Linked DNA regions of Homo sapiens: region 1 is linked to region 2. A link is a contact called in ENCODE Hi-C or POLR2A ChIA-PET data. All regions are on one chromosome and are shown on one strand. Each heading gives the region's core, a stretch centred on a gene start or an enhancer-like site at or near the end of the contact. The rest is flanking DNA. Distances are from core to core; before and after follow the strand shown. Region 1 holds the start of RPL38 (ribosomal protein L38). Region 2 overlaps CDC42EP4 (CDC42 effector protein 4).

Evidence for each region. Hi-C counts contacts between places; a loop is a spot of excess contacts on that map. ChIA-PET counts read pairs that join two places held with the same protein, here RNA polymerase II (POLR2A). Pooled maps may share reads with other maps.
Region 1: a loop to region 2 is called in a pooled map, with 3 times the contacts of the local background. The contact joins the promoter of RPL38 here to the enhancer-like site in region 2. A Hi-C loop is called at or near these places in 1 of 168 maps with a recorded cell type or tissue (PC-3) and 5 of 50 pooled maps. POLR2A ChIA-PET finds 5 or more read pairs at or near these places in 2 of 52 experiments (HCT116 and Panc1).

Annotation. Positions count from the first base shown.
Region 1 is chr17:74,202,205-74,205,198 of GRCh38, reverse strand. RPL38 (ribosomal protein L38) reads right to left here and starts at 1,521. Exons shown (of 5, transcript NM_000999.4): 1 at 1,454-1,521; 2 at 1,241-1,281; 3 at 1,009-1,069. The coding sequence starts at 1,243. RefSeq lists enhancers at 1-268, 269-773, 1,782-2,285.
Region 2 is chr17:73,290,309-73,293,450 of GRCh38, reverse strand. The region is part of intron 1 of CDC42EP4 (CDC42 effector protein 4); the gene reads left to right. Among named protein-coding and RNA genes, the nearest start is that of CDC42EP4, 20 kb to the left of the region's middle. RefSeq lists enhancers at 1,466-1,535, 802-1,683, 1,667-1,961, 1,936-2,015, 2,306-2,525. Within about 2 kb of position 1,835, at least 32 of the 41 ENCODE cell types and tissues checked have a DNase peak (open chromatin) inside an H3K27ac peak, as active enhancers do; they include HCT116 and PC-3, where a contact is called at or near this core.

The DNA.
Region 1 (2,994 bases), core at 272-2,771, 910 kb before region 2:
ACACTTGGTGTAAAAATTTAAGTAAGTGGGCAGCAGAGATTGGCACCTATCCATCGAAAACCTGCTGTTTAAGGTTTTTCATTAATCACCTTCTTTCCCCTGTATGTACAAGCTGGGAAACAGACCTATGACAGTCCAACTTAAACTCTGTGACTTTACAATGGTGGTAATGCGATATACATTCAGTAGAAGCCCTGCTTCAAATTTTGATCTTGGCGGGGCACAGTGGCTCACACCTGTAATCCCAGCACTCTGGGAGGCGGAGGCAGGTGGATCATCTGAGGTTAGGAGTTCGAGACCAGCCTGGCCAACATGGTGAAACTCTGTCTCTACCAAAAACACAAAAATCAGCTAGGCATGGTGGCGCGCCCAGCTACTTTGAGGCAGGGGGATCGCTTGAACCTGGGAGGCGGTAATTGCAGTGAGCCAAGATCGCACCACTGCAATCCAGCCTGGGCGACAGAGCCAGACTGTCTCAAAGAAAAAAAAAAATTTTTTTAAATATTTTTCTGGATTAGATAGGTATGATACCTTCTGACACTGGCCAGCGACCACAGGATCACGAGGTAAACGACCATACTACACAGTGTGCCGTGCTCGATACATTACATGCAAATATCCAGCACTTTATTACAAAATGGATTTTGTGTTAAGATTTTGCACAACTGCAGAGAACCTAAACAGTGTTTATGGGACGTGTGTTTTGAGGCTTTCGCGGAGTGGAGATTCCGTTCCGACAATTTACTATATTATACGAAAGAAAACTGAACTCAGGGCGGCCTCTGAGATGATCGCGATTAGCTAAAGATGGTCCTAGAAATTCCAGGGCCTCAACGTGCCCCCCACAGGTCTTTCTCATGGGAAACAGGATGAAACCACTGCTCCCAGAGGGCCAGGCACACACCCAGACGGCCTAACCGTCTCCTGCCTGACATTCCGGGGAAGACGCTCCCGGAGCGGTGCCAGGCTAGGCACCGCTCTTCTTGAACCTTCGGAGCAACCACTTACATTTGGCATCCTTTCGTCGGGCTGTGAGCAGGAAGTCCTTGATTTCCTCAATTTTCCGAGGCTGCAACACAAAGGAAGCGGGTGAACAGAGAGGAAAGAGACACGTCTCCCGGCGATGGCCCAGTCCACCAGCTTCTCCCGGCCTCAGGAGATCCTTGGGAGGCTCTCTCGCCCTCGCCCCGGGGCCCCACGAGCCCACCCCGGGAAGGCGCCAGGCAGGGACTGTACTCACCATGGCGACGAGGCGCGCTGGGCTCTGGCGCGGACCAGGACCTGCGGGAAACAGTCCTCGGCGTTAACACGGCGCGGGGGCTGGCAGCGAACCCCGTTTTCCCGCTCTCCCCCGAAATATCGGCCCCATCGCACTCCCCTTCTCCTCCCCGACACCCTCCACGCGGACCTGGGGTCCCCAGATTTCACCTGGCAGTGGATTGCCCCAGATTACCTTTCTCACCCACGTATCACCCTAGAGACACTCACAGCAAGCAGCAACCGGGGAAAAGGACGAAAAAGAACGAGACTTCCGTTTCCGGGCAGTTAAACCCTCCCAACGGAGGAAACTGGGTACGGTGCCTGCCGAGGATCAAGACTCATGTAGGCGTTCGCACTTCCAATTTCAGCAGCCCTGCCCCCTTGTGGTCGAAGTCAACAGTGCAGCTCCAAGAATGGAATGGACCATCCTGGCTGCCGCCCTCCCTCCGCCTCCCTCCTCTCGCTCCTCCCCATCCCTTCCTCCTAGGACCCCCGCCTCTTCCCCGTCCACCCCTTCCTGTCTTCCCCCGCAACCCCTCAGACCCCAGCCTGGCTTTGCTAGGTTTTAGCTCAGATTCAGTTTGAAGAGCTAACGCTTATTCTCCACGGCTTTCATTGGACCTGCGCAGGGGCATCCACACAGAAAATTCTTCATTCAATGGCAGGGACCCTCGTGTGCACCTTGTAGAACCTGTTGTTCTGGCGCCTCACGTTTTCTTCCCGTCTCCTTTTTGGCACCTGAACCTGTCATGACCAGGGCCCTGGGCTCTTCTTTCCATAAGAGGGAGCGTTCCTGCTTGCTGCTTCCAATTCCCTTAGGAATTGGTGTACAATGAAAGCAAGTTAAGGCCGGGCGCGGTGGCTCACGCTTATAACCCCAGCACTGGGGGAGGCCGAGGCAGGCGGATCGCTTGAGGCCAGGAGTTCGAGAGCAGCCTGGGCAACCTAGTAAGACCTCCCCCCCCCCATCTCTAGCAATAATGATAATAATAATAATACTTCCAAAAGCTGTCGCAGCGCTGCCCCTGGCTAAGTGTCTCACCCCTAGGGCTGATGGTGAGTGGGAGTGCTCCTGCTCTTGCGGGGTCTCACCGCGGCCCCAGAGGGGAGAGGTGGACTCAGGAGTTGAACCCCTGCTGGGCAGATTCCCCAGCCCAGGCTCCGGCCACTTCCTGGGGAGGCTTGGGAAGCCTGGGGAGGGCAGCGTTCCTTTCTCCCCCTAACATCCTTTAGGTTAGACTCTGAGCAACCTGCGGTTATCGATTTTATTTTTATCCTCCATTTTTATTTTATCTCCAACCTCCCTACAAATGTCTACATTTTATTATATTTGTTTCCCCAAAATTTAATAACCACACGGCAGAATGTAATTGCTTCGTGCTTATTATTACAGAGCGGCCCTCCTGAAGGGAAAGAACACTTTGCCATGAGCTTTACTTAGAACTTATTTAACTTAACCTTCCTTTCTTCCTCCCTCCTGCCCTTCCATTAACAAGCTCAGGCTGAGCACCTTCCTGGGGGTGCTGGAGATACAGGAACCAATAGACCTTGCTGCAGAGAGATCACAAAAATATTGTAATAACACTGAAGAGTCTTTTAAAGAAGCTGAACGATGTCTCTGCAACTGTAAATGTGTCGGGGTTCTAGCAGTGGGAAAAGTTAATTGGCAGAAGCCTAATTTTAGATGTCTGAAGGTCGGATCCGATCTGAGAAGCACGAGTGCTTCAGCTCTGA
Region 2 (3,142 bases), core at 586-3,085:
TGATCCTGTCTTTTCTCTCCTCCCTGGTCTGGGCCCTCCACAATCCCGGGTGTCTCTACCTCCAAAACATGGCCTAAATGTCTCCCACTGTGTCCCCCTTCGCCAGACCCACATCCTGGTCTCCATCCTCTTTGACCTGCATTTCTGCAACAGCCTCCTGACTGAATTCCAGCTCCCCTCCTTCATTCCTCCAATGCCAGGACCTCCGGGAGCTTCCAGATACACAGATTGAATCACTCGCCTGCTTACAAACAGCCGCCGGTTTCCTTGTACACCTATAATGACCTCCAAACTCCTTACCTGGGCTGGGTGCGGTGGCTCATGCCTGTAATGCCAGAACTTTGGGAGGCCAAGGCGGGTGGATTGCTTGATGCCAGGAGTTCGAGACCAGCCTGGCCGACGTGGTGAAACCCCATCTCTAAAAACATAAAAAAATCGGCCAGGAGCAGTGGCTCCTGTAATCCCAGCACTTTGGGAGGCCGAGGCGGGCAGATCACCTGAAGTCAGGAGTTCAGGACCAGCCTAGCCAACATGGTGAAACCTGGTCTCTCCAAAAAATTCAAAAATTAACTGGGCATGATGGCAGGTGCCTGTAATAAAAACTAAAAACAAAACAGAACTCTTTATGTGGCCTGGTAGGGAGGGCTCTATGTAACCTGGGCCCTGGCTGCATGGATTTTTATTCTATTCCATAAATGCCACAAGCCTGTTCCTATACCCCGGCGTTTGCACGCGCCGTTCCCTCTGCCTGGGTCGCTTCTGACCCGGCTGGTTCCTTCTCATCATTTGGTTCTCAACTCATGATGCTCCTTCCTCAAGAGGGGCCTCCCCCAGACCCCCTGACTCCCACACCCACTCATACCACCCCTTTCCCTCCTTATACTGAGGAATATGAGATACCATTTATTTTATTTATAGGTTTACACCTCCATTCCCCACCCCCACCCCCCACACTCACACTACACACGTGCCCTGGGAAAACAGCGTGCTATTTTCACTGCTCTATCTCCAGGGCCTAGAAGAGTTTGTGAATATCAGTGGGTCTGCAGGAAGTCATGGAGTGAGTGACTGGATGATGAGTAATGGAACAAAGCCTCTTGTAGCCGATCCAGGTCACAACTAAAGTCATCGTGCACTAAAAGCCCTCTGCTATTCGGCCACATTGCCTGGACCTGGCATCGGGTGGTTGGTTAGAACAGCTAGGGGAAGGCCCTGCAGAGGGCATGCTGCCCAGCAGCAGTGGCGGAGGCAGTGGCAGTGGGCATTGAGGCATGTTGTGTACCCTGTATACCGGGGTGAACCGCAGGGCAGCTTCAGAGAGCGAGGCCTGCCTAGCTGCCCCATGAGAGCTCAGGTCTGGCGCCTGCCTCAAGCCAAGCTGCCAGGGACAGGCCACTGCCCGGTCACTTGGAGTGAGAAGTGTTGGTCCCGTCTGTCCTTCTGCTCTGGGTCTGCTGGGCTGGCCAAGCTGGGAGGGCCAGGGAGGATAGGCGAGGGGTCCAGGCAAGGGTGGTCTTCCGTAGTCTCAGGAACAGGGCTGAACTAAAGGTGTGGTTGCTGTGACCCAAGCAGGGGCCTGACCTTCTGGGGAGGGCTCCTCGTTCCCACCTTAAAGGAAGGTTCCGTGGTCAGTGGGCTGAGGGTAGAGGAATCTGTTCCTCCGGAGGCTCAGGAGAGCTAGGGAGGGCTGTGAGCTGTGATCCATTTTCCCTCTCCCTGCCAAGAAAGTGGGATGTGGTTTCTGGGGTGGGGTGGGGGTGTCCCGCCCAAGGCAGGCTATGGGGAGTGCCTGCCCCACGTTGGGCAGCCTATTTTAGCCACTTCCCCAGAGCTGAGTCACCATGCTTCTGAAAGCCCCGCCCAAAGCCACAATGCCCTGTGGCCTCCCAAACCATAGCTGCCCCCAGGACCTGCCCAGGCCTCTGGCGAGACTCCCACCACCTACTTTCTCTTAAACTCTATGATCCAGCTCGTCACCTCCAAACTGTTCTCTGTTAGAAGCTCAGAGTGACTCAAGGTCACTCAAGGCTGGTGAAACCAAGCTGTTGCTGACCCTCAATCCTGCTGGGTGGCCTGTCTAGTCTGAGCTCCAGACACCCAGGCCTCATCCCCAGTGTGGACTGCCAGGTACTGCAGCCCCCTCCTCGCTGGGGCAGTGGGACAGATGCGTGACTCCCTCTAGGCCCCAACTCTCTCAGGACCCTTCCTTGCTGGTTATTGAAGATGGCTTTCTACAAGCCACAAAGTCTCGTTCCCAACCCCCCAGGAAGCGAGACCGTGGCAGCAGGCAGCACTGGGTAGACCTGTCCCTGTCTTTCTGGGGTGTGGGGTTGAACAAGATCCTGGGGACCCCAGGGCTAGCCCAGGATGGCCGTGATTTCAGCTGAGTTTCCCTGCTGTCCCCTCTGACCTACCTCAATAGTTCTACCCGCAAGGATGTGCTGGGTGGTGTGGCTAATGGGATGCGGGGAGCTGTCCTCCCCTGTAGCCATCATGGCCAGGATATTTGGTCCCTTTGGGCAGCCACAGTGACCTGCAGCTTCTCTGGTGAGTCCTGGGGAGCCGGGTCTGTGGTTTCCCTTTCTTTCCTCTCTAATGAGCGTATAAGATCGGGAAACCACAGGACCTGACATCACTCACAGGGTCTGGGGGTTCCTGCCTTGGCGTTGAAACCCTTAACGCAGCTCTGGGGGCTCGTGCCGCCATGTTCTCACCCGGTTCTGACCATCCACACCCGCCTCCCTGCTTCTCTGTCTTTGTTGTTTACCTGGTGAGCATACCTGCTCTATCTTCACCTGTGTGTTCTCACTCAAGGCTGCTGTTTCTCAACTGGGGCAGTTTTGCCTCCTGGGGGACATTGGGCAATATCTTGAGACAGTTTTGCTTGTTGTGACTGGGGGGTGGATGCTACTGGCATCTAATGGGTAGAGACCAGGGATGCTGCTGAATATCCTACAGTGCACAGGGCAGGTCCACCTCCCGATGAGAAATTATCTGGCCCAAATAGCAACAGTGTGGAACCTGCTCTAGGATTACACAAGAACCTTCTTGAAGCAGCTGTTGGGTACCCCCTTCTCTGTACCCTGCCGGCCAGCAGTGGGGAGGAGCACTCAGTGGTCGGTGGTCACTGACCAGCAATGCC